Regions from separate parts of the Homo sapiens genome. Here region 1 is linked to region 2. A link is a loop called in an ENCODE intact Hi-C map of the cell type or tissue named here. Cell type or tissue: CD4-positive, alpha-beta T cell. All regions are shown on one strand. Each heading gives the region's core, and the rest is flanking DNA. Links, peaks and the distances in the headings are about the cores only.

Region 1 (4,519 bases), core at 316-4,315, 340 kb after region 2:
GATTTTAGTTTCTGAAGGGTAGGGTGGGGGCTCCCCATGCTCTGAAGCAATGCTCTCTGTTTTATTTTGTTTTATTTATTTATTTATTTATTTTTGAGACGAAGTCTCACTTCTGTTACCAGGCTGGAGTGCAGTGGCGCGATCTCAGCTCACTGCAACCTCCGCCTCCCGGATTCAAGCGATTCTCCTGCCTCAGCCTCCCGAGTAGCTGGGACTACAGGCTCGTGCCACCACGCCCAGCTAATTTTGGTATTTTTAGTAGAGACAGGGTTTCACTATGTTGGCCAGGATGGTGTCGATCTCTTGACTTCGTGATCCGCCCGCCTTGGTCTCCCAAAGTGCTGGGATTACAGGCGAGAGCCACCGTGCCTAGCCTATTTTATTTTAAGACAAGGTCTCACTCTGTCGCCCAGGCTGGAGGGCAGTGGCACAATTTTGGCTCACTGCAACCTCTGCCTCCTGGGCTCAGGCGATCCTCTCATCTTAGCCTCCCAAGTAGCTATGACTACAGGCATGAACCACCACACCTGGCTATCTTTTGTAGAGATGGGGGTTTCACCATGTTAGCCAGGCTGGTCTCGAACTCCTGAGCTCAAGTGATCCACCTGCCTTGGTCTCCCAAAGTGCTGGGATTACAGGTGTGAGCCACTGTGTCCACCAAATGCAGTTTATTTTAAATGCGTAAACTCTGTAGCCCAACTGCCCAGGTCTGAGTCCTGGTTCTGCCTCTTATGAGCTGTGCCTCAGTTTCCTTCTTTGTTAAATGGAGGTGAGAATAATAATGATCTCTTGGAGTCACCGAGAGGATTAAATGAGTTATTACCTGTCAACCAGCGATGCCATGCCTGGCACATACTAAGTGTCTCTTTTGTGTCAGCTGTCATTTCATTATTATTGTGATAAGGAATAAGGAGATAAGAACTTGGCAAGTGCACAGTTCCAGACCTGGCACCAAGCACTTGCAAAGATAATGAGTATCCCCTCCTTTGCCTTTTTAAAATTTCCCTGCCTCAGTTGAGCGTTTCTACCTCTGAGTGGGATGAGCATGCACCCTCCACGTCCGTGGTCATGTTTCATAGTGAGACAGGGTCTCACTGTGTTCCCCAGGCTGGTCTCAAACTCCTGAGCTCAAGCGATCTTCCCACCTTGGCCTCCCAAAGTGCTGGGGTTACAGGCATGAACCACCTCACCTGGCCAGTTTGCAAATTTATTAAAGTGAATGTTTAACAGTACTTGAATCTTGAATTGCCCAAGCTTAGATATTGGACAATACACTTTGTGGGAAATAATAAAAATGATGCCTTCCCCAGGTGGACCCACAGGGTGGCATTTGGACACTCCAGAAAGCATCATTGTTTAATCATCAAAATCCTGGTTACCATTTACTGGGGAGCTAGGGAGGAGGCCCATAAAGCAGGAGAAGGGCGGGTCTCTGCTGGCTTGGGTTATAAATAGCTTTGGGCTGTGGGGAGCCCCGCCGCTGGTCCACCCCACCCCTCTTTCCACAGCTCCTTCCCACCTGACACGGGCTCCGTGGCATTAGTCAGACTAATTAAGGACACAGAAGATGTCGGTGGAAAGACTCAGAGAGAAGTGGAGACTCAAGGAGAGACAAAGATGGGAGAGACAGCAAGAGATGGGGGAGAAAAAGGGATGGAGAGATGAGAGACAGCACATGAGACTGTGACTCAGAGAGGTGTGAGGATGGTGGCTGCAGAAACCAGATGTGGGAGGACAGAGGCACAGAGACAGGGACAGGACAGACGGAGCTACAGAAGCAGGAAGGGGGTGTCACCGCTGAGAGGGAGAGATGGAGGGAGGAGAGGCAGGGATGGTGGGGAAAATGAGACAGTTCTGGAGGAAGGGAAAGAGAAAAATCAGGAAACAGGGTGAAAAGAGACCAAGACATGAGACAGATTCAAGGGACAGACAGCCAAGGAGAGCTGGCTGCGGACAGACCAAGGCGCACGTAGGGTGGAGGGGACAGACGCACCTTGGAGATGGGCTGTCTGAGGCCCCATCACTTGGTTTCTGGGACTGGAAGCCTGGGAAGAGATGAGGTCCCTGGGGGAAAGAAGAACTTCTGGGTTTGGGGACTCCCAGTCCCTGAGGGAGGAGGGTTCTGAGTTTTGTTTTCTTATGTGGAGAGTTGGGGGTTGGGGGTTTGCCATTGTGACTTCCTGTCACAGGAAGTGGGGCTGGTGGGTTCCAAGGCAACATCCTGTCCCAGGCCTGTCACAGACCAGAGGAGACCCCTGCACCCCACTTCTCTCCCGCCTCTCCTCTAACCCTCCCATCCCCTCTTGCCTCTGGGCTGTGCCCTCAGGAATTAGCCCCCAGGCCCCTGGTCCCTCCAACCTGGGAGTCCAGGCCCCCAGCCCCCTCTTCCATTAGGGCATTAGGGACCCCAGATTGCAGGCTGTCAGACTCAGCCTTCCCATGGACCCAGGCTCCTGAGCCTCCAACGCCTGCCCCCGCAAGGCTCCCGTCCCTGGGCTCCCGCCCCCTGGCGGGTCTCTGAAGGGCTCTTTGTGGCCACACAGAGGCCCCATTGAGCTGCGGAGGCTGGGATGGGGGAGGCTGTTTACTCACCTTCACACCTGGGCCAGGAATCTGTGAGTAACCACCCTGGGCCGCCTCCTCCCACCCTCCTAACCACAGCCCCTCCTCTTCCTCCAGCCCTGCAGAGCCCAGGGAGATGGAAGACTTCGCCCGAGGGGCGGTGAGTGGACAGAGCAAGGGGTGAGGCGACTCTGGGGCTGTGGGTGGAGAGTCCTGTGGACTGAAGCTGCCCTCCCTTTCCACAGGCCTCCCCAGGCCCCTCCCGGCCTGGCCTGGTTCCCGTCAGCATCATCGGGGCTGAGGATGAGGATTTTGAGAACGAGCTGGAGACAGTGAGTGGGAGATAGGGTGGAAAAGCTCTGTCCCAGGCTCAGTGTCCCGCCCCAGGTCCCCTCCCACCTGCAGATGCTGTCTTCTTGGCCTTTTCCCACGGTCTGTCTCATCCTCTCATCTCCCTGGTACCTCCTTCCTCACCTCGCCGACCCCACACAGCAGCATAGACGCCCACCCTTCTTACTCTTAACCCCATTTCTTATCGTTGCTCTCTCCTCCCCCAGCATGGACCCCAATTTCTTCTCTCCTAATTTCTGTCCTCATCATCCACCATTATAATATTAAGTCTCATCCATTCTCCCTGAACACCTGCCCTTGCTGTCACCATCATTTTTTGGACACTGTCACCACTCCCCACTTCCCAGGAGCTAACCCTGGCTTGGATCCCTTGTGAAGTGCCAGGAATGGGTAGGGTCAACCCTAAGGCCCCTCCTCTTCTCCCCATTGTACTCACCCCTTCCTGCACCCCCAGAACTCAGAAGAGCAAAACAGCCAGTTCCAGAGCCTGGAGCAGGTGAAGCGGCGCCCAGCCCACCTCATGGCCCTCCTGCAGCACGTGGCCCTGCAGTTTGAGCCAGGACCCCTGGTGAGGGCAGGGCTGGGTGGGCACAGGGAGGGGTGGGGCTGGGACAGGCACAGCTTTTAGCGAATTAAACCAGCGAGCTAGTGCCTGGAGGGTCTGGAAAAGCAGATCTAGAACACAGAGAGCCAGATCTAGAAAGAGAGAATGCTTTAGACAAGAGCCAGAAAGCATGCCACGTGACCTCAACAGGCTTACAAGTGCCCAGGGTAGATCTCAGTGCGCAGCGGGCAGGGTACACACGTCAGGACCCCGCGGAGCCACAGAGAGTCCAGCAGCCTGGCAGAAACCACATCCCATCCCACTCTGTGCCTGTGGCAGCGCCCCCATCAGCCTGTGGCAGCACCTTTCCGTGAACTCTAGGGGACCAAATTCTTCTCTCCAAAGCCTTTTTGGCAGATGCCAGCACGCAGTCATTCACGGTTGATGGTTGGGAAAAAGAAGCTGTTAGCCATCCCAGGTCTAGGGAGCACAGCAGGCCCTGATCTGGAAACAAGAAAACCACCACACACAGCTCACAAGGCAGACCACACAATTGTGGATCCAGAAGCCTCCGGATGAGGCAGAAGATACCTGGGAGATGTGGATGGACAACCGTGCCATCCAGAAACACCCGCAGAGTCTAGAAAACCCAGCAGGTGATTTAGAAAGGGAGAGGCCACAGTGCTGGCTGGCAGGGGATCTGTAGACAAGGGTCTCATCCCAAGAAGACCCCGTCCAGCCCAGCACAGGATAGGAGGACAGCCTGGGGACAGCCAGGGCACTGCACCATGTGGACATGCATAGTGGACCCCTCCAGAAAACAAGGAAACCGATAGAGTGGGGAGAAGTGCCCGAGGCATGCAGAAAGAAGAACATGTCAGCTGCAAGACCAGAGGCTGGTCATCCGGACGCCAAACCATCAGATATGCAGAAAATTAGGAAATTGCAGTCTTTCCCCTGTCTACATTCTCTTTCCAGAAGAGTGGTTCCCCCGACAACCACATGCACGGAGACTCTGGCCCTCTGAGCAAGGGAGTCCCCTATTCAAGCCTTGGGGTTTCT
Region 2 (4,220 bases), core at 221-4,220:
CTGCATTTTCTCATACCCTGAAATCGCACCACTACACCCCAGCCTGAGCAACAGAGCCAGACTCCATCATTTAAAAAAAAAAAAAAAGTACCCAAAAGAGTTCCAGAATAAGATAAAAATGGTTTACATACAATCTCGCTATCTGGGAATATAAAGTGCAGTTACTAAAAGCAGGGAATCTCTTTCCTGAAACTATTTCTAACTCTGTGAGGAGCTGCTAGATTCTACAGTGCCTGACAGACAGCTCTCAAGGGCCGTTTGGCTTGTGAATGGCATTTCCAAGGCAAACATCTTGTTTGAAAGCTGCTGCTCTGGTTAAAGAAGGGTCATGAAAGTCTTTTTTTTTTTCCAGTTATTTGGGTGAAGTATGTTTTTGCGAGCAAATTTACCTTTCCCTCTGCGTTCTCCACATTTTGGGTTGTGATTTTATGACAATATAGTTTGTATATTCAACTTATACATATTTATAGTGTTCAGTAAGAGCCTTTTAAAATAAAACAATTGAACACATTGGTTATTTTCACAAGACTCTAACCAAAATAGTATATTTTTAGGTAAAAACCCAGGAAAATTAACTCAAAAGTAGCCTATATGGCCGATGAATTCTTGCTGCATTTTATGCAAATTATCAGGCCAAGTGTAATAAGCCTAAAATTGATTTTGCACACAAATTGGTCTTACTGTAATTTCTCTTTAATAGGAAAAATAGGGGGCTACAGACCAACCAGGATCTTCATGAGGACCAGTGAGCACAGGAGTAGGAAAGGGGTCACTAGCATCACTGAGATGCAGGTGGTGGCCATTCCTCATAGAAAACGAGATTTTTGGGGAACCTCCCATAGTGCTGAGCTCCATAGTGCCCACGGGGATGACAGAATCTGAGAATGGCTGGGACCAGGACTTTTGTCATCAAAAGCCAGCTGGAGGGTATAGGCAGTAAAATTGGAATGCAGCAAAGGGAGGCTGACCTGCAAAGCACTAGGAGGGATCTCATAAAACCTGTTACCCTTAGAGGCAAGACAGGTGGAAAAAGAGTAAGTATGTCACTTAGTAGACATAATCAAGAGGAGCAGAAAGCCAAGGTCAGCTGTCCGCCATAGAATGTCATGATCCCTTGCTCAGTGAAGACCTGAGACAGTCCTCACACCACTATATGTTTTTCTTTTTATAACCTTTATTAAAATACAGTTTATTTTTTCATTTACTTGGCACATTTGTATAATTGTGAAATTGTTTTCTTAGTAGTTTTAGTTACATATACTCAGTATAATGTTAGCTTTTAGGAACCCCTCTTTAGTAAAAATAAAACAAAAACGTAAGCAATTTTAATTGGTAGGAGTTGCAGAGCCCACAGCAAAGGACAGAGCTGTGGAAAATGTCTGACTCTTCCCAGCACGGAGTCGGGCCGTGGCTCCTTTCACATGTCCCCAGACCTCAGCTAGAATTGAATGCTCTAAAACAGACAGGCCAGATGATTATTTAAAATGTTTTGGAAACAGTTTTTGACCTGCAAATATTTAGTAATGGCAATATTTCACATGTCTCATGTGGACAAAATGTCTACATTGTGAAGATATTTTTCTTTTACTTTACTAATAATTTTTAAAACTGACTTTATTGTTTTAAGTTTTGTAAAGTCACATGAACTAAAAGGCAATTGAGTTAACGTTTCAATTTTTCTGATAAAGACTTGATTGAAGTGTTTATTTTTAAGCCAATGAATGAGAGATTTATCATATATTTTGAAGTGAAACGCTATATACACATGACTCATCTAAATATACAGACTGAGGTCAATTTTATAGATTTAGAACTTTTTTTATTTGTTGGGCTTTTAATATTTTTTAAAAGCTTTACATCCTTTATTTTTGATAATTTGTGATTTCCCTGGTGCAATTATTTGGAGCCCACAGCAGTTGGGATCTGTGTATGCAGCAGAGGGTGCCCCTCCAAGCCTCTGGCTCTCTAAGGCCTCCTTCCATTTCAAGGGTAATTAAAATAAGGCTGATTGTTAGGGATTCTGGTGTGATGAACCCCAGCCCTCTCCCACTTCTGGGGGCTAAGTGTTTACATGCCATCGCCCTTTGTTCCCCTACTGGGCCTCACATCACCTTCTTCCTCTTCTGGACTCAAATCTCTCTCTGCTTCCCCTTCCTAAGGACACTTGGGATTTCACGAGGGTCTAGCTAGATAAGCCGGGAGAACCTCCCACTGTTAAGATAATTAACTTCCTCACATTCACAAAAGCTCCTTTGCCACAGAAAGTCACTCTCACAGGCTACAGGTCATAGTTCGCAGTTACAGGAACTTGAAAATATTCTGCCTTCAAGTCCACCAGCTTTTGTAAAAAGCATCTGTTTCCTGTCCTGTGTAGTTGAGCACACTAAAGTCTTGTTCCCTTAGTCATTCCTCCTTCTGCTGCCCCTGTGGGGAGGGTCTTGCTGCCTGTACCCACCTCTGACATTTGCACTCTTAGACAACATAGCCGCTAATTTGTTGGAAAGGCGTTAAATTAAAAAAAAAAAAGTGCTATTTACCGCCTCCCTCTTTGACAGAAGACTGTCTGTCAAAGTAACCCCGCCCCAAGTGACTTTTTAAGGGGTGGCTCACCAGGAGGGAGTCAGAGCAGAACTTGGACTGAGTCCTGCAGGACACAGGTATTAGCTTTTCTCTTTTATTTGCTTTATGTTTCATTTACTTCTTTGGATCGAATAGCTCCAATTGTATTGCTGTTATTTGGTTTTTCATTTTGTTGTTGGGTTTTTTGATGTGGTGTTTTTTTGTTTTGTTTTGTTTCTTTTTGTCTTTTTAGAAAGAGGGTTTCCCTCTATTGCCCTGGCTGGAGTACAGTGGTGGAATCACTGTTCACTACAGCCTCCAACTTATTCCTGGGCTCAAGCAATCCTTCTGTCTCCATCTCCTGAGCAGCTGGGACTCTAGGCATTTGCCACCGTGCCCAATTTTTTTTTAATTCCTTTTTAAAAATATTTTAATCCTTTCCGGAAAAAAATATGTTTTCCATGGACTTGCTTATTTCCTTTATACAGTCCATTGTCGTTGAATTCTTATTTGAATTTGTGATACACCCTCTCATAGGGAACATAACAAATTTCCTCCCACAGCAATTAATGACGAGTGCGATGAGAAGCATAATGACAATGATTAACTTGATAATTAAAAATCTAATCAACCAACTGTTGATGATTGTACTAAACAAAATAATTTCATTTTTACACAACCAGTTGTATGTGAACTATGTTGAAAACAGGATGCATGACTGGCGGCCAGAACAAAGAAGTTTGGTTTAATTTCTATCTATACACCCAGTAAAATATCTGTAATACCACTGGAAAACCTTAAAATACATTATCTATTTCTTGTAAAAGAATGATGAAATGTGAATTTGAACAGCATAAATATGTACAAGTATCTCTTCTCAACGGAAAAAATTATGTTTGTGGATGAAATATGAACCGAGTTTGTGGATGAAATATGAGCAGCATGAATATGCACAGATATCTCTCCTCAATGGAAAAAATCACGTACAAAATATAAGAACCCAGTTTGTGGATGCGTGAATAATGATAAATTGAGGCCGGGCGCGGTGGCTCACGCCTGTAATCCCAGCACTTTGGGAGGCTGAGATGGGCGGATGACCCGAGGTCCGGAGCTCAAATCCAGCTCGACCAATGCGGTGAAACCCCATCTCTAGTAAAAATACGAAAATTAGCCGGGTGTGGTGGCGCATGCCTGTAATCCCAGCTACTCGGGAAGCTGAGGCAGGAGAAATGCTTGAACCCTGGAGGTGGAGGTTAATAGTGTGCCCAGATCGCACGACTGCACTCCAGACTGGGTAACAGAGTGAGACTCCGCTTCAAAAAAACAAAAAACAAAGAATAATAATAATAACGATAAATCCTATATGTTACGGTAAAAATCTTCATGAGAACAAATTTACTATCATTTTTTCTACTGAATGGATGATCATGAAAAGGAATTTATTTTTATTTCGTATGATGGACTGAGCATCATGAAAAAAAATACTACCTTTTGGATTGTTGAACTTCCATCCTGAGAAATTTACTATTGTGCTGCATGCTGCAGTGATGATCTTGTGATCTCAGCAATGCCCATGGGGCAATTTACATCGGGACTCGTTTCATCTCTAGACCTTCACTTACCTGAGAAAGACAAGTGTCTTTTGATAAATAAAATATTGT

The links. A loop is a pair of places that touch in the nucleus more often than their neighbours do. Peaks named below come from ENCODE experiments on the same cell type or tissue, not always from the same donor. Only the 100,000 strongest peaks of a DNase experiment are listed, where the experiment ranks them.
Region 1: a loop joins it to region 2, with 2.8 times the contacts of the local background. A loop is called at or near these places in 2 of 110 quality-filtered maps.

The regions. Positions count from the first base shown.
Region 1 is chr19:41,885,385-41,889,903 of GRCh38, forward strand. It overlaps ARHGEF1 (Rho guanine nucleotide exchange factor 1), which reads left to right. Exons shown (of 29, transcript NM_004706.4): 2 at 2,680-2,722; 3 at 2,808-2,894; 4 at 3,368-3,481. The coding sequence starts at 2,699. Among named protein-coding and RNA genes, the nearest start is that of ARHGEF1, 4.5 kb to the left of the region's middle. RefSeq lists enhancers at 2,123-2,182, 2,223-2,272. In CD4-positive, alpha-beta T cell, for the core only: a CTCF peak has its summit at 2,526 (motif pointing left); DNase peaks (open chromatin) are centred at 1,707, 2,187, 2,567 and 3,717; H3K4me3 peaks cover 3,678 bases; H3K27ac peaks cover 3,807 bases.
Region 2 is chr19:41,546,896-41,551,115 of GRCh38, forward strand. It overlaps a transcript of CEACAM21 not described here. Among named protein-coding and RNA genes, the nearest start is that of LINC01480, 14 kb to the left of the region's middle. In CD4-positive, alpha-beta T cell, for the core only: no CTCF peak of the experiment used is centred there; a DNase peak (open chromatin) is centred at 2,586; H3K4me3 peaks cover 2,384 bases; H3K27ac peaks cover 2,155 bases.